Linked DNA regions of Mus musculus: region 2 is linked to region 1. The links are chromatin loops, found by intact Hi-C in ENCODE. Cell type or tissue: left cerebral cortex. All regions are shown on one strand.

Region 1 (8,000 bases):
CAAATTACTGTTTAGAAGGAATATACAATATTAAAATCATGAGTAATACGTGAGATTGTGAGATTGGTATTATTCTTGGTATTAATCTGCATGATTTTCACCTAATTCAGGTGATACTGAGCCTCTCTCTTTACATCTCTCAAACTCTCCCCCTGCAGTCTCCCACCACAGGGCTCACAAAAAGGCTTGCTATGTAGCCCAAGCTGGTCTTGAATCGTCAATTCTCCTGTCTCCCAGCCTTTTTAGTATTGGGATTACAGATGTGTACCACTATGCCTGGTTTTATTAACCACCTCTATATTTATTATTTATACAAGTTCCTGTACACATTCTTTTCTCTTCAACACTGGATAGTTATCTTTCTCTCAGCCCCCTTTTAGGCAGCAGCTCATGTTATTCACTCTAATTTCAATCTCCTGTGATAAAGTAATTTTCCTGCCTCATCCTGCCTTGTTGCTGGGATCCCCAGTGTGGGCCCCATGCCTGGCTTTTGTCTTGTTGGTTTGTAAGACTTCCTTATTGTTCACATCTTACAAATATGAACTCTTTGCCACACCCAACTTTCCCCCCAGATTTTCATTTTAACTATTGTGCTATCTCTAAGTATATAGAAGCCTACATATTGTATTTTCCCTTAAAAATGGGGACATTGAGAGGCTGCAGACATGGCTCAGTGGTTAAGAGCACTGGCTGTTCTTCAGAGGACCTGGTTTTAATTCCCAGGACCCACATGACAGCTCATAACTGTCTGTAACTTCAGTTCCAGGGGATCTAACACCCTTGTACAAATATATATGCAGACCAAATACCAATGCACATCTAGTAAAAATAAATAAATCATTAGAAACTTCATTGAAATTCCAATGTTAGGGCTAGAGTGCTGACTCAGCAGTTAAGAACACTGTCTGCTCTTCTAGATGTCCTGAGTTAGATTCCCAGCAACCACAAGGTGGCTCACAACCATCTGTAATGGGATCTGATGCACTCTTCTGGCCTGCAGACATACATGCAGATAGAGCACACACACACACACACACACACACACACACACACAAATAAATCTTTAAAAAAAGAGAAAGAAATCCCAGTGCGATATACTCATGCTTCTTTTTATAATTATAAAACTTTAAAAATTTAAAGTTATGTGGTATTTGTTCTTGTATTATAATCTAACTTATTTTTTTTCAGGCTTTCATGTAATAATTCTAGCATTTTTATTTCCCCCTGACTTGTGGTGGTACTGGTTGCTAGTGATGTGGTTCAGATGGTAGAATGCTTGTCCAGTATGCATGTGGCCCTGGGCTCAGCCCCTACTACTGCACAAACTGGGTGTGATGGCCTATGCCTGTAATTCCAGCATCTTTATGTTTTCAAGGGTTGTTTCCTGGCCTTTTACTCTACTATTCTCAGAACCTTACGTCTTTCCCTCCTATTTCTGACCCCTCTTTTATTTTTATTAATAATCTCCATACATGTTGACAAGTCCCAAAAAATGTGTTAGGATTGTTGTCTCGTGGCACTTTGCTGTAGTGGAATATGGAGTTAAGTTTGGGATTCATATTTTAAGGATGTTTGACAAGAGGAAAAACTGAGAGATAGGGCTTGAATTTATTGCAATGTTCTGTGTTATTCATCCACAGCACATTGAATTGGAGCTTGCTTGCATTTACAGAGTTTAAGTCCATTGTCACTGTGGTGGGAAGCATGGTGGTATGCAGGCAGGAAGATAGACATGGTGCTGAAGAAGAAGCTGAGAGTTCCACAACCAAATCCCAAGACAGCAGAAAGAGATTCCGGGTCTCTCTTGGGCTTTTGAAACCTCAATGCCCACCTCAGTGACATCCTCCAACAAGGCCACACCTACTTCAACAAGGCTACACCTCCTAATCCCAGTCAAGTAGTGCCACACCCTACAAGCAAGTGTTCAAATATTTGAACCTATGAGGGTCACTCCTAGTCAAACCACCACACTCTGTAAACACGCAAAGGCTCTTTTGTTGAATGGGTCTAGCCTTCCCTCCTCTTATAAGAGGTTACATAATGTGTGATCAGTAGGCATTACTAGTGTCTACACTCGAAGGATGGCATTTATAGAGCTAAAATATTGGAAGTTTGACAACATGGCATAACGGAAAAGAAAAACATTTTTAAAAGGTCAAACCAATATGTAAGTCCTAAGTCCACAATCTCTAAATATATTTTTGTGTTCCCTTGGTTTTTCTGTCTATAAATGGAAACTATAAAGCCACCTTGGCAATATTAATGGGAATTGACTCTTGTGAAATACTAACTGAAATCTGACATAGAGTACTTGATTATTTTTAATATTACTATTACTTATCCTTTTTTGTAAGATATTTCTGTGAAGGTGGAAATGATATTATGAACAAGGTTTTCTGAAAAGGACTGTACCTTTCATTGAAACTCCTGCAAGATTGGATAAGAATGTCAGTGACGTGGAGGGACCTGAATGTTACACATCCAGAGATAGATTGTTCTCGGGAATTTTGTTTGTTTGCTTGTTTTCAAAACAGGTTTCACAGTGTAGCCCTGGCTGTCATGGAACTATCTCTGTAGACCAGGCTGGCCTCCAACTCACAGAGATCCATCTGCCTTTGCCTCCAGAACACTGGGATTGAAGGTATACACCATCACTGTCCAGCTAACATTATTTTATTTAAAGTTTTCTTGCCCCAGAGGCTTGCTTTTATTCAAATGGAGTTCACATTAAATAAGTACTTTTATCTTGTTACTTTTTGATGGCTTAAATGGATTTGTCTTACCATAACAGTTTATCTGAAAAACTTTAAAACTCAATAGATTTCAATTATGCTCATCAGCTTAAAGAAGTATGGGCAATTAGTGATAGTTTTCAAGAGGTACACAATATGGTCCTGGACCTTAATTCATAGTTTTTTGTGCTTGTTTTCTTTCTTTTTAGAAAATCCTTCTTAGTGGCAACAAAAATGTATGCCTACATCCTTGGGCCCTCAGACTTCCGAGTTTTAAAGACAGCATGAAAATAGCCAAGTTCTCTACCACTGAGCTACAATCCTAGTTCTGATTCCTTAAAGAGCCAAAGAAGCTGTCCCAAATTAGAGAGAGCATTCCAGTTTTCCCTTGGCGATTTGGTGAATCCTCTCTCAGGAAATTTGTTTTGCTAGGCAGCATTTGAAAGAATGCTAGTCAGGAAAAAGTATAGCAGGGAAGGATCCTGTCTGCTTTCAAGGTATCTAGTAGATTTGAAGGGAACCTTGAATAGAAGCTGCATCTGGTGGTGAAAGAAAAGTGGAAGAAATCTATATTTGTAGAGACGGGCTGGCTGGCTGATTAGAATTCCTGCACTGTGGAAACGCTGGGATAGTGCAGGTCCGGAGGCTAATTCTCTTATCATGGGCTAAGTCCTGGCTTTCCGGAGAGACATTCCTTGCAAACAACTCTCCCCTGCCATGTTGGAACTAACATCTTGTGACAACAGATAAAAAGAGACCTTTTAACATTTATTAACTCAGCAGGCAACTAGCTTCAACCAATCTAAAAGATGAGCTTGTTGAAAGGCCCCTCTGATTTTGATGTATCTGCTTCTCTGATGTACCCACCAGTGTATTTTAAAATTGCTTCCATTTACAACTTTTATTCTGTAAAACTACAAAAACATGATGAAACTCTTTCCACGCTGGAACATGGAATTTGAGGTAGCCTAAAGTCTGTGTTTCCTGGCCAAAGTCACTCAAATGGCTCCAGAATAAACCCTCCCCTATTTCCTTTAAGATGAAAACTACAATTTTTACATTAACAAACTTTTAAAAACATTTTCTTGTTTATGTGTGTGTTTCTATCTGAGTGTATGGCACATGAGTGCAGGTACCAGTGAATGACAAGTCAGGGTGTTGTATCTCCTGCAGTGATTGTGAACAGCATGACACGGATGTTGGGAGCCAAACTCTGATCCGCTGGAAGAACAGTGTGTGCTCTCACGGCTGAACCATCTCTCCAGACCCATCAACACAGTTTTTTGATTTACTGGTTTGTATAAGAGTCTGATCTGATGTTTGTTTTCTTCACCTGTTTGTACCTCATTTCCTGAAACAAGTGCATGTGTCTATACATAACTATCCCCCTCCACACACTTTAGGCTTCTCTTCTTTTTCCACACATAGTTAAACTCAGCTACAAACCCCAGCTCTCCCTTTTGTTTTTAACAAGCTTCTCACACTTAGAACATTCACACTAAGACAGGTGTTTAAAGTGCTGAACAATAGATCCAGGTGGACCACATCATCATTTAAAAATACTGTTTTAGGCTCTGCGGCAAAAGCTCACGCATATTGGTAATGTATTTATCATAAAGCCAACGTAACAACACAGGGTTTACTCCACAAATATGTGAGCGAGTGCATTTGATTTTTTTCTAGGAATGTATAATCGTTCCCTCATCATCTGAAATTTGATCACAGGAGGCCAAGTGACAGCAAGAGCAATAAAAGTTGAAACCACAAATCCTAAACTCTAAACCCCTCTAAGATGGTGGGTGCCCTTTGGGTTTCCACAGAACTAACAAAGATTGTGGTCTTGATATCACAGAAGGTGTCAGTTTTATTTATTTTTTTCAAGTTTCACGGTGTGGGCCAATCATATTTATGAAAAAAGATTAGATATCTGGATAACAAGACCAGGATGAACGTCCTTGAATTTGTAGTACTTAATCTGAAAAAAACGCACGTTTGTCATTGTTCGTTTAATCTTATTCATGCTACAACCATGTGAATAAATAAAATAGTACCAGCAAAACCACCATCGAAATTTTAAAAAAAGTGAAGTGAGGAGGAGGCCCAGGCTGGGCAACCACAGCATGTGGCTGTAATTCCAGTCAGCCCGGTCTATACAGGAGACCATGCCAAGAAGAAAGAGAGGACAGGACAGGGGACGGAAGGGAGTGAATGAATGAATGAATGAATGAACGAACGAATAGGTTTGGGACTAGGTAACTGCAATTTGTAAAGAAGCCGATGAGGTTCAAGGTGGTATTTAGAGCTGCCTGGAAGTTCAGTGGCTCTGCCTGTTCGGATGAGGTGTTATCTTTCACAGAGCTTGTGAAGACACTGTGTCCTCTCCCTAGGCGAGCTTCCTCAGGCAGATGACCTCCGCAGGGTTCCGGCCCCGGGTGAAGTGCAGAGGTGAAGATGGGGGGCGGCGGCGTGAAGCAGCAGGGAGCAGAGGTGCATTCCCGCCCGGCTAACAAAGGCTGCTGAGGACTCCCAGACCCAGGAAGGCCGCGCGGGGCCGAAGGGTTAACCCAGAGCCCCGCTCCCGCGCGCATCCCGGCCCCCGCCCTCCCGTCGCTAGGAGACGCCGGAAGTGGGGGAGGGGCGGCGCGGGTGGGAATCTTTTTCGGGCGCTGGGGGCGGGTGGAGGGGAGCGCGCGTGCGCGCGCCCGTCGCCGCGGTGACCGTCCTCGCGGCCCGTCGGCTCGCGCCCCGCCTCCATTCCCCTCCGCCCCCTCCCTCGTCGCGCGCCGTAGGGTGTGTGTGGGGGGGTAGCCGCTCGCTCCTCCCGATTCCCGCCGCGTCCGCCGCTGCTCCTCCTCTCCCGGGCGTCGCGGCCGCTGCCTCTGCGGGCTGTATGAGGAGGAGTAGGAGGAGGAGGAGGAGGAAGAGAAGGATGTGAAGATGGCGGAGCTGCAGATGCTGCTGGAAGAGGAAATCCCGGGGGGCCGCCGGGCTCTCTTCGACAGCTACACGAATCTGGAGCGGGTGGCCGACTACTGCGAGAATAACTACATCCAGGTGCGATGCGACGCGGCCCCTCGCGCGGCTCGGCGCGGCAGGACGCGGGCTGTGAGGGGCGCGCGGGGCGATGGCGAGCGGGGGAGGCCGCGCGGTGCTCGGTCCAGGGAGCCGCGCCGGGGTAGGGACAGGGCGAGGGCGGCGGCTGCAGGGAGCGAGGGTCGCCACCAGGCCCCAGCAGCCCCGTGCGAGTGACCGGTGCGGTGCCGTGCGGTGCGTGGCGTCCCGCCCCCTCGCCTCTGCCCCGTCGCCCCCGCAGTCCTCTCCTGTCAGTGTTCCGGATGGCGGGGGAGGTGGCGAGTGGCGTTTTCTGTCTAACGGGATCTTGCTCGATGGCAGGCTTGTGTGACAGAGGGATAGGTTACCCCCTGCCCAAATTCCGAGGGACCCCCTTTTTATTAAGGGGTCCTTTTTCTGCAAAGTGAAATGCCTCACTTCTCCATTCCTGCGAATGTACCCTGAAGACAAAACAAAAATTCTTAACCCTTAAGTTTAAACATTTTTAAAATGTAAAAGGGGCATGGTGGAACGGCTGTCTCTTATTGCAAGTTAATACCATTTTTTTTTTCTCCTCCCTGTGGAGAATGGGAAACTGATAATGAGCTGCCTTTCCTTCTCAGGTCTCGTTAGAATAGGTAATTTTCCTTTGGGGAAAAAAGAACTATGACTATTTTCACAAAGAATTAGGGAAACGAACCACATGGTTTAGTTTTTTTCCCATGATGATTGGTTTGGCCCAGGGACTTCAGTGTATGTGTGTGTAGGAAGGTGAGAAGTGTGTGTGGGGCGGGGCATTGGTGAGATGAGAACCAGCTGGTCATGGGATAAATGTAAAAATTTTGTGAAGCAACACTTTAAAAATTAACTCATGGTATGCAAATCCAGTATCTCTTGTTTTCCGTAGGGCTTATACTGAATTACAGGTTGTGTCTACATTTTTTTTACTCCCGTTTAAATTCTTTGGATAAAATGGAATGGAAGCGTGATGCTTAAACTGTTAGCTGTATTTTAATGTTCTTGTCCCTACTCCCGTCCCTGCAGATATCCTTAACAGCAGTTGTATTGAAAACATTCTCAAATCTGAGTATGAATTGGAAAAAAAAAAAAAACCCCAAAAAACCAAAACAAAAAAACCCAGATGCTGCAATTTATAGGATCTTAAGTTTTTTGAGGACCACATTGTTAGTCAAAGACAATGTGCTTAGATTTTATTTGGTTATACACACACTGAACTCTACTATTATGTTGTAAACATTTGTATTGAGAATGAATCAGACATAATTGAATCTTCTCCCCTAAAAAGAAGTGGTGGAAAGTGTGTGTTCAGTAGGAAGAGTGTGTGTGTCTTTGGTCAAAGATTGATCAAAATTCCCCACAAATGTCTGTCAGATACTTTACAAATACAGAGCTATGTAGGAAGCATTCAAAGGTTTTACTGCAGGCTGGAGAGATGGCTCAATGGTTTAGAGCACTGACTGCTCTTCCAGAGGTCCTGAGTTAAGTTTCCAGCAACCACATGGTGGCTCACAACCATCTGTAATGGGATCTGATGCCCTCTTCTGGTGTGTCTGAAGACAGCTACAGTGTACTCATATACATAAAATACATCTTAATCAAAACAAAACAAAGATTTTTATTGCTTATCCTGAACTCTTCTGGGGTTTATAATATAGTTCAAGAGACCGATCTGTGAGCAAATTAAATAGCAATACCATGTACCATCAGCCCTTCTTGTGGGAGGAGGAAATAGTCTTCCTTCTTCTTGTCATTCCCAAACAGTGTAACAACTACTTAACGTGCCATGTACATTTTATTATATAGTATAAATAATGTACAGATTTGAACTCTAGGGGAGGATGTGTGATAGATTGAATGTAAATTTTATGCCATTTTATGTAAAGGACTTCAGTATCCAAGGATGGGGTTGGAGTGGGGATTGGGGTGGGGTGGGAGTGTGTCCTAGAACTAATTCCTATTGGATACTGTGCGACGAGCTAAGTATAGTTAATTTATACTTTGTAGGGAATTGTGGGTAGAAAGGTGATGCTTATTTTCAGGGCGTCACAGCTGCTTGGAGAGGCAAAACCTAAAAGACCCAAAGTGCTAATTGTGTTCCCTTGTGTAACATAGTATGGGAAAGTCTTATCTGTCAGAAGAGAAATTGGGGAGTGGAAAAGTGATTAGATTGCAATTGCAGCCAGCTAATAAGAAAAA
Region 2 (8,000 bases), 440 kb after region 1:
CTTGCAGACAGGAACCTAGTATAACTATCATCAGAGAGACTTCACCCAGCAACTGATGGAAACAAATGCAGAGATCCACAGTCAAACACTAGGCTGAGCTCGGGGAATCCTGAGAAAGAAGGGGAAGAAGGATTGTAGGGGCCAGAAGGGTCAAAGACATTACAAGAAAACCTACAGAATCTACTAACCTGAGCCCATAGGAGCTTACAGAATCTGAACCACCAACCAGAGACTATGCGTGGGACTGACCTAGGCCCTCTACACTTGTGTAACAGTTGTGTAGCTTGGTCTTCAAGTGGAACTCCTAACAGCAGGAACAGGGGCTGTCTCTGACTCTGTTAACCTGCCTTTGGGGCCCTTTCCTCTAACTGGGCTGCCTCTTCTAGCCTCAAAAGGAGAAGGTGTGCATAGTCCTAATGCAATGTGATATGCCAAGGAGTGTTGATATCAGTAGGGGAGGAGTGGATGGTATGGAGAAGGTGTGGGGGAAGGATTTGGAAGAGAGGAGGGAAGAGAAACTGTGGTCAGGATGTGAAGCTAAGTAATTAGTTAATTTAAAAATATAGCAGCAAGGAAAACAGCAGCAAAGGCCCACAACTTCTCTGAGACAGAAGCAGAAGCTGATATTCAGAGTTGGCACATGATATTATTTAAAATATTCATCCTAAAAAAAAAGCATAAAGCATGCTGCCAAGCCTAAAGGTAGGACCTATATGAGGCACAGGGTAGGGGAGACCAATAGAAACTGCCTTAGGAAAACCAGATGCCACACTTCACAATAGCTACAAGCTGGTTATCATAAATAGGTAGTCAAAGATCTAAAGGAAGTTATGGCTGAAATTTAAAATAAAGTATGAGAATAATGTCCAAATAATAGAAAATTGATACAATTAGAAATTGTAAGAGAAGAACCAAGTAGATAGAAATCAGGATTTGAGAAGTTGCTGTTGAGTGAATTTCTATTAGCACATATCAATTATATGTAGTAATGGGTTTCGTTATGAAAATTTCATGCATGTATATTGTGTATTTAGTCATATTTACCCCCTATAATAACCTTTTCTTGTCCCTCACTCATTCCACTAATCCTCTTCACCTTTCCACCCAACCCCTCCCCCATTGTCATATCTGCTTCTCATTGTGTTGATAGCATCAGGCATTCCAGAAGAGTTTGAGAAAGGGGAAAAGAAAAAGAACTGATAGACTATTTGAAAAAAAGAGGGACTAAAGACTCTCCAAAGTCGATGGGAAATGTAAGCCTGCATATCCAAGAAGCTTAAAAAAACAAAACAAAACAAAACAAACAAAAAAAAAACCACAAAAAAACTCTAAGCAGAATAAACTGATATATATTGACTTCAAATACATAAAGCCATAAAGCATATTCAAAAACAAATAGGTTCTTGAAAGCAAGATGATCTCTTGTGTACTGTCCAGAAGCATCACTTGTTAATAAAAAGCTGATTGGTCAATGAGCTGAGGCAGGAAATGGGAGGTGGGAGTTCTGGTAGGGAGAGAGGAACTCTGGGATACAATCAGGCATAGGAAGGGATTAGCCTTGAACTCTGAGGAGACAGATGCTTGAAACCGAGAAGAGGAAACCAGCCATGTGGCACTCATAGAATATGATAAATGGATTTATTAAGTTACGAGCTAGTCAGGGAACAAGTCCAAGCTTATGGCCTAGGCATTTATTCAAATATAATTAGGTCTTGGAGTCGTTATTTTGGTAACTGGAGCACAGTAGAAAAGCCCATGGTTACAGCATTAAAAACAACTCACATACAAGGGAAGCTCATAACGGCACCATCCATAATAGAAACAAATGTTTATGGATGGATACATGGATTTCTAAACTGTGGCATAGCCGTACAAAACCATATTGCTTATTCATAAAAAACAACAGAGCTCTGGTAGATGTTACAACATAGGTGAACCTTGGAAACACACTTAATAAAAGAGATCCAGTCACAAAAGACCAAATATTATATGATTTTGTTTCTACAAAATGTGAATAGCTGAATCCACAGAGACAGAAAGACCAGTGGTTGCCCAAGGTGGGTATCTGAAAGAAGGGAAACTGACAAAGGATACCAACCAACTAACCATCCAACCAACCAACCAACAAACAAACAAACAGCAGCTCTCTGAATAAGCAGTAATGACCAGTGTTCAATACTGAAAGTACAGTAAAAGCACTCCGTTAAGTACTTTTAAACAGTAAGATCTGTGAATGTGTAGTTTACCCAATAAAGCTTTTATTTAGAAATAATGAAGCAATCCACTTGGCAGATGCTTCAGGTGAGATACTGAAGAGGGGTTTGAGTTACCATAAAACTGCCCATCATGGCTGAAATTGAAGTGGTGTGCAGGGAGGGGGGTGAGACATTTAGTCCTAAAGAAATAGTTTAAGTAGCATGTAGGTGGCCAAAAAAGGTATCGGTTGGGCCTTCTCTTTGGAATCTTAGAGATTTTAGCTTTGTCCTGTTACATTATTCACTTAACCCTATTCAAATCTCCCTGCAACATTCCTCACCAACCCACCACCTGCCAAAATGTTCTGGATTATTGAATGAAAGACAGACAGACAGACAGACAGAGTCTTCTATTTTAACATGCCTTAAACAATATAATGGCAGAGCCACTCTCAAATTTCATCTAGTAGCCAAGGCCTACACTCTGATACTCCTGAATTATTGCTTACTAAAATTATTCAATCTTTGCTACCCAGATCCACTCTGTCTTCCGAAGCTCTTACATGGCTGGCACCCTTCTTCCATGGCTCTCAAACCCTGGCATGATGATTCCAAATCCTTTTCCTAGTTTCCTTGTCCAGAAAATCTAGTCTCATCTCTATCTCCCTGCCCAGCAACTTTATTTACAAATTAGAATCAGTTGGGGCAAGGACCCTTAGCAGCTAACACTCGGGATTCTCATGTAATTTGGGAACCCATAAGGCAAGCATTAAATCAAATCCACAACATTGTCCTCCAACCCAAGAAAGCAGAAAGGAAATGCCAATGAACGAGTGAGGTGTAGTTTATAGTTTACCTGGAACCCCTCATCATTATTTAAAAGAATAAAACCCTAAATTTTGCATTAAAATTCTAAACTCTAACCATTAGAAATCCTTGGCATATGTTTTGTTTCTTTGTAACACATCTGAAAACAGACAGCAACCTGACCTGTGTGCTCAGGGCATAGTTGAGCCCGTGCTTTGGGGATCATCTTCTTTGATAAATTCTGAGCCTTAGTAAATGTAATACTGACTTTAGAAGCCATTAAAATACTAACCCTAGCTCTCTCTGCTTCTCTAAATTTTCTTACTTGACTGCTGTTAAAGTATGATGTGGTGTGGGCTTAGGCGCCTTCACTGCCAAACACCACCCAAGCAATTGTCTTGTGGGCGTGTCCCAGCTGGAGAAACATACTCGCCTTAGAAAACTCAGCAGCTCACTAGTTTTTGATGAGACTGTGAAAACCATGGCAAATGACTTACTTGAGGTCTATGAGATACGGGGGGGGGGGGGGGGGGGGGGGGGAGGGGGATTTCAGTGTGGACCTCATCACCTGCATGATTGTGTTCTTAGTTTTATTTTATTTTATTTTATTTTATTTTAAGATATTGAGCTAGAACAGCTCAGATGCTCCAAGGGGAACGGGAGACTATGACTCAGGACCATACCTTGCACTCTCCTGCTTGTGGCTCTGGCAACCTGAATGTGCTGCTCTAGATCATAAAAAGCATCTTGTTCAGAGAGCAGAGTGTGGGTGGTGGGTGGCTCACAGCCACTGTGGGAGCCAGCGGGCAAGGATGGATTAGAGACTACTTTGAGATCTCAGGAAATGGAAACCTAAGGACTCAAGAATTGTTTCTTCTTCAACCAGAGCCACACAGTAGTAAGCATTCAAATAGTTTTAAACATATAGGTCACTGACTTAAGAGTTCTGTGGTCATCTGACATCGTGAAACTACTCAGTTGAAATTGTAGTTCACAGAGAGAGGGATCCAAAGGTGAGGAGCGGGGTGGACACTGAGATATCAGGTCAGAGCAGGAGGTGGGATTCAGAACCTGAAGAACCTCAGGTGCTTTCTAAAAGGAGTTTGGACACCATCTTGTCGACAACAGGACACGCTGCAAGATTTCCAACCCAAGTTCATGGAGGACAGAATTGCTTTTTAAAGGATCACTCGGGTTTGCAGCAATGAGAAGTGGGAAGGATATACAGGATCGGAGACCAGTTAGGGATGGTCATGGCTTGAGTGTAATCATAGCTAATAGTTCCATCCTGGCTTGAGGATTGCGGCTTTAAGGAATTGTCTCTGAGCAGGGGCTCGGGAGGCTCAGTAGTCTGCTCTGTTTGCCTGCTGCCTGTCTGCTTACTAGAAAATATGCCTATGATCAGATTTGGGTCTCAAATTTCAGAGAGACAAGTTTGGATGATGGTTATGAACTTTACAAGAAAAAAAAGAGGCAAGAAAGAGGAATAAAGAATAGAGAATATGTTACCTGAAACAGAAGCATCAAGAGATCACTGCACAAGCCTTTCATCCCAGCATCAGGGAGGCAGAAGCAGGGGGATCGCATTGAGTTCAAGGCCAGCGTGGTCTACAAAAGCTCCAGGACAGCCAGGGCTACACAGAGAAACCCTGTCTTGAATCTTCCACCCACCCCTAGAAAGGATCATTTGCAAACTTGTTTTGTAAGAACTGCTGTAAGATTAGTGCCAGAATTTTCAAGCTGTGTAACTTCTTCAGTGATTATATTTATCTTGAAATACATTGTAAAGAGCTTAGATACTAAATAAACAGTCTCCTAGTGATCTCATGCATATGCATCATGCCAAAGGGGTGAAGGGTGATTGAACCTCATGAAGCAAGCCCGTCAGAAATCTTGTTTGACCTTGTGTCTGGAACAGGAGCCAATCCTAACTTTATATCCTAGAGAACTCTAGATTTTCTGTGAAAAATGCTCACTCTATGGGGGTGGTGGAGGAGATCAGGGCTGGAAGCCAGTTTATCCAATCCCTGTCTGGAGCACGTGGGCAGATGTGAAAGTGGGAGCAATATTCATACCACACATTGGTTTCCTTGTGAACATGTTAATGCAAATTTGCAACCATGGCAACAAAACAGCTTTATTAAAACATAAAGTCTCCATGTTATTGCACTTAACACACAAACGTGCGTGCGTGCGCACACACAGACACACACACACACACACACACACACTCATGTCCCCAAACCCAAACTAAGCAAATGCAAACCCTCTGATTTCTTGCTAATAAGTAAAGTTAGCATTTTTTCTTGTTTACCCATTTCATTAGGAATATTTCATTAAAAGATTCCAATTATTCTATAACCCTTTGTAGTTCAAAGGAAATCATTTTAGAGAAGTAATCTGGGTTTGAAGAGGATGACAATCCAAACAAGAAATGAAGAGATGGCTTTAGAGGTTTCTTATTTTGGCACTGAATAAAGTCAGAGAGAATGGGGGCAGAGTGTTAGGACTGCCAGAGGAAAAACAGAGGGGAGAGAAGAAAGAATCCTTGTGAAGATGTCAGGACTCTGTAGCCAGGGCTAGGACTGAGGATCCATGGTGATCACAGAGGGATGAGGGCAGATACTTTTTACCACTTACTTTTATATTTTGTTACTTAATGGATTTTGTTACATTCATTTTGATATTTTTAAAGAAAAATCTATTTAGCTCAATATATTTCCTGAGCTCTTTAAAATTGGTATCTGATATTTCAGTTTACCCAGTTAACCTGCCTTATTAAGGATAGAGATTTACAAAGAAAGAAAAAGATACATAGATTACACTAGAAATTCTGATTACATTTTGAGTTCAGCTTGGGAGGTGAGGAAATGTTCTCTAGGCTTACAGACCCCAGCGGCACCCCTGTAGCCAGGGGCATGTGAAGGGCTGGAAGAGCTGGGGCATTCCTCAGTCTCAGGGGGGCAGAGCACCTTCATGATCTCTTCCTCTGAGGGCTTCGACCAGTTCTTGGGTGTAGATAGTTTGGTTACAGACCTCAGTAAAACTTTCTTACGTTGTCTATGCTTTGGCTTGAGTGAGTATTTGGGATCTGTGGGTTTATAACTTTCATCAAATTAAGAAAATAATCTAAGCTGTCTCTTGAAATATTTCTTTGCTCCCCCTCCCTTGTTTCCCCTCAAGAGTTTTGTTTCTCCGATAACGTGTGTATTGAACCACTTGAAGGTCTTAGGTGCTCTGTCTTTCTGTCTGTCTGTCTGTCTGTCTTTCCCCGCCCCCCAATACTGGTTTCGTTAGAGATCGGTTATATTGCTGTGCTTTCAAGTTCACTAATTCTATTTTATTTATCAATAACCCACTGTTTATCATAAATTTCTGGCACTTAATCAAAGGAAGTTCTAGTTGGGTCACTTTAAATATAGTTCATTAACAAGTTTACAGTTCCTTTCACGGTCTTGAACATTTGGAATATAACAAGAATGACTGTTCTTGTCTACAATTCTAACATCTTTGATAATGTTTTGTTGTTATGTTTTTTTCTACTTCTTTATACTTTCTTGCACGCGCTCGACTGGCCAGGAGGAACGATGCTGCAACAGGATCCTTCCGCACACGTTTATTAGGAGAGCTTGATTGCAGAGGCAAAGAGACCCAAGCCCAGAACTGGTGCTGCTTATATAGGCCTAGGAGAGGCGTTCTCTCTCATCTGATTGGTTAACTTGTCTCTCATCTGATTGGTTAACTTTGGTCAATTCTCAAAACCTCATCTTGGCAAAAGAACCTTTACTGCCTATATATGTGTGGTGGCCAGCAATAGCCAACTGCCACTCTGCAACTGCCACTCTGCAACTGCCACTCTGTAACTGCCACTCTGTAACTGCCACTCTGCAACGGCTCCCCACAATACTTAGTAATCTTGGATTAGATAGCAGTTGGAAAATTTTCCTTGTTGTCCGGTGGTTATTTTCGTATTCTCATAAATATTTTAGTGTTGGTTCTAGTATGCAGAATTCTGGAAACAGTGTGGTGCTTCTAGACTGCATATTAAAGCTTTGTGAGTTAAATTTAGACCAGCATTTACTTTGGGGCTAGTTTTTTCCCCTCACTACAGATTCTGTATTCATCGAGCTATGAGAACAGGAGGTTTTCCATTCTGGCAGATGGGGACGTGAGCCACTTCCCACCCATGTGAGCAAGAAGCATTCCTTCCTCTAACCCTACATTAGCCTCAGGTGGGTGTCCTCCCTCTGAATCCTACTCAGACACTGGCTGGAGATTTAACCAGACTCCTTCATACTTTCAGTTGTCTGTGCAGCTGGGCCCTCTCTAATAGTCTGGCCTGAGAACTCTGTCTTCTTGTCTGATAATTCCTGTTCCATCTCCTCAACTCAAGGAGACCTCCTCTCTGTGTCTTGGAAGAAACATTTCGGACAGAAGGCTGGGACAAATTAAAGAGCTCAAATCACTTGATTCACTCTCATGGTGTCAAACAACCATCGTTTATCTTTTTCCATCCAACTTTTTATTGATCCTTTGTGAGTTTCACATCATGCATCCCAGTCCCACTCATTTCCCCATTCCCTCGTTTCTGCCCTCTCCCATTGCAACTGTGCCCACTCACCCCAAAATAAAATAAAAACCAACCAACTAAACAAACAACCCCAAACAAAAATGAAACAAAGCATAGAAAACATCTCATTGTAAAGCTAAAGTGTGTCCCAGTGTGTCCTAGAGTATACCCCTCTGTCCACATGTCTTCACTTGCAAATGGTCACTGCAATGAGTCATTGGTCTGGTCCAAGGCCTCTGGCTTCTGCTACCCATCAGTACTGGATCCTTACTGGGACTCCTCCCAGTTATCCTGTTGTTGTCCTGACCCTTTCACATGCTCCATCTATTCACAGATGATGTCGATTTTGGATCTGGGCCTGGATGGTAGCTAAGCTGGTCAGCCCTCCAGTTCTCCAGCACTGGGATCACCAGGACGAGCGAATCATC

Evidence for each region. A loop is a pair of places that touch in the nucleus more often than their neighbours do. Peaks named below come from ENCODE experiments on the same cell type or tissue, not always from the same donor. Only the 100,000 strongest peaks of a DNase experiment are listed, where the experiment ranks them.
Region 2: a loop joins it to region 1, with 8 times the contacts of the local background. A loop is called at or near these places in 3 of 42 quality-filtered maps.

What each region holds. Positions count from the first base shown.
Region 1 is chr1:60,404,134-60,412,133 of GRCm38, forward strand. It overlaps Abi2 (abl-interactor 2), which reads left to right and starts at 5,486. Exons shown (of 12, transcript NM_001198570.1): 1 at 5,486-5,786. The coding sequence starts at 5,670. In left cerebral cortex, CTCF peaks have their summits at 942 and 7,375 (motif pointing left); DNase peaks (open chromatin) are centred at 950, 3,297, 4,012, 5,468 and 2 more places; H3K4me3 peaks cover 3,181 bases; H3K27ac peaks cover 3,114 bases.
Region 2 is chr1:60,842,126-60,850,125 of GRCm38, forward strand. No RefSeq gene overlaps it. Among named protein-coding and RNA genes, the nearest start is that of Gm38137, 18 kb to the right of the region's middle. In left cerebral cortex, no CTCF peak of the experiment used is centred here; DNase peaks (open chromatin) are centred at 3,410, 3,746, 4,996 and 7,179; H3K27ac peaks cover 4,500 bases.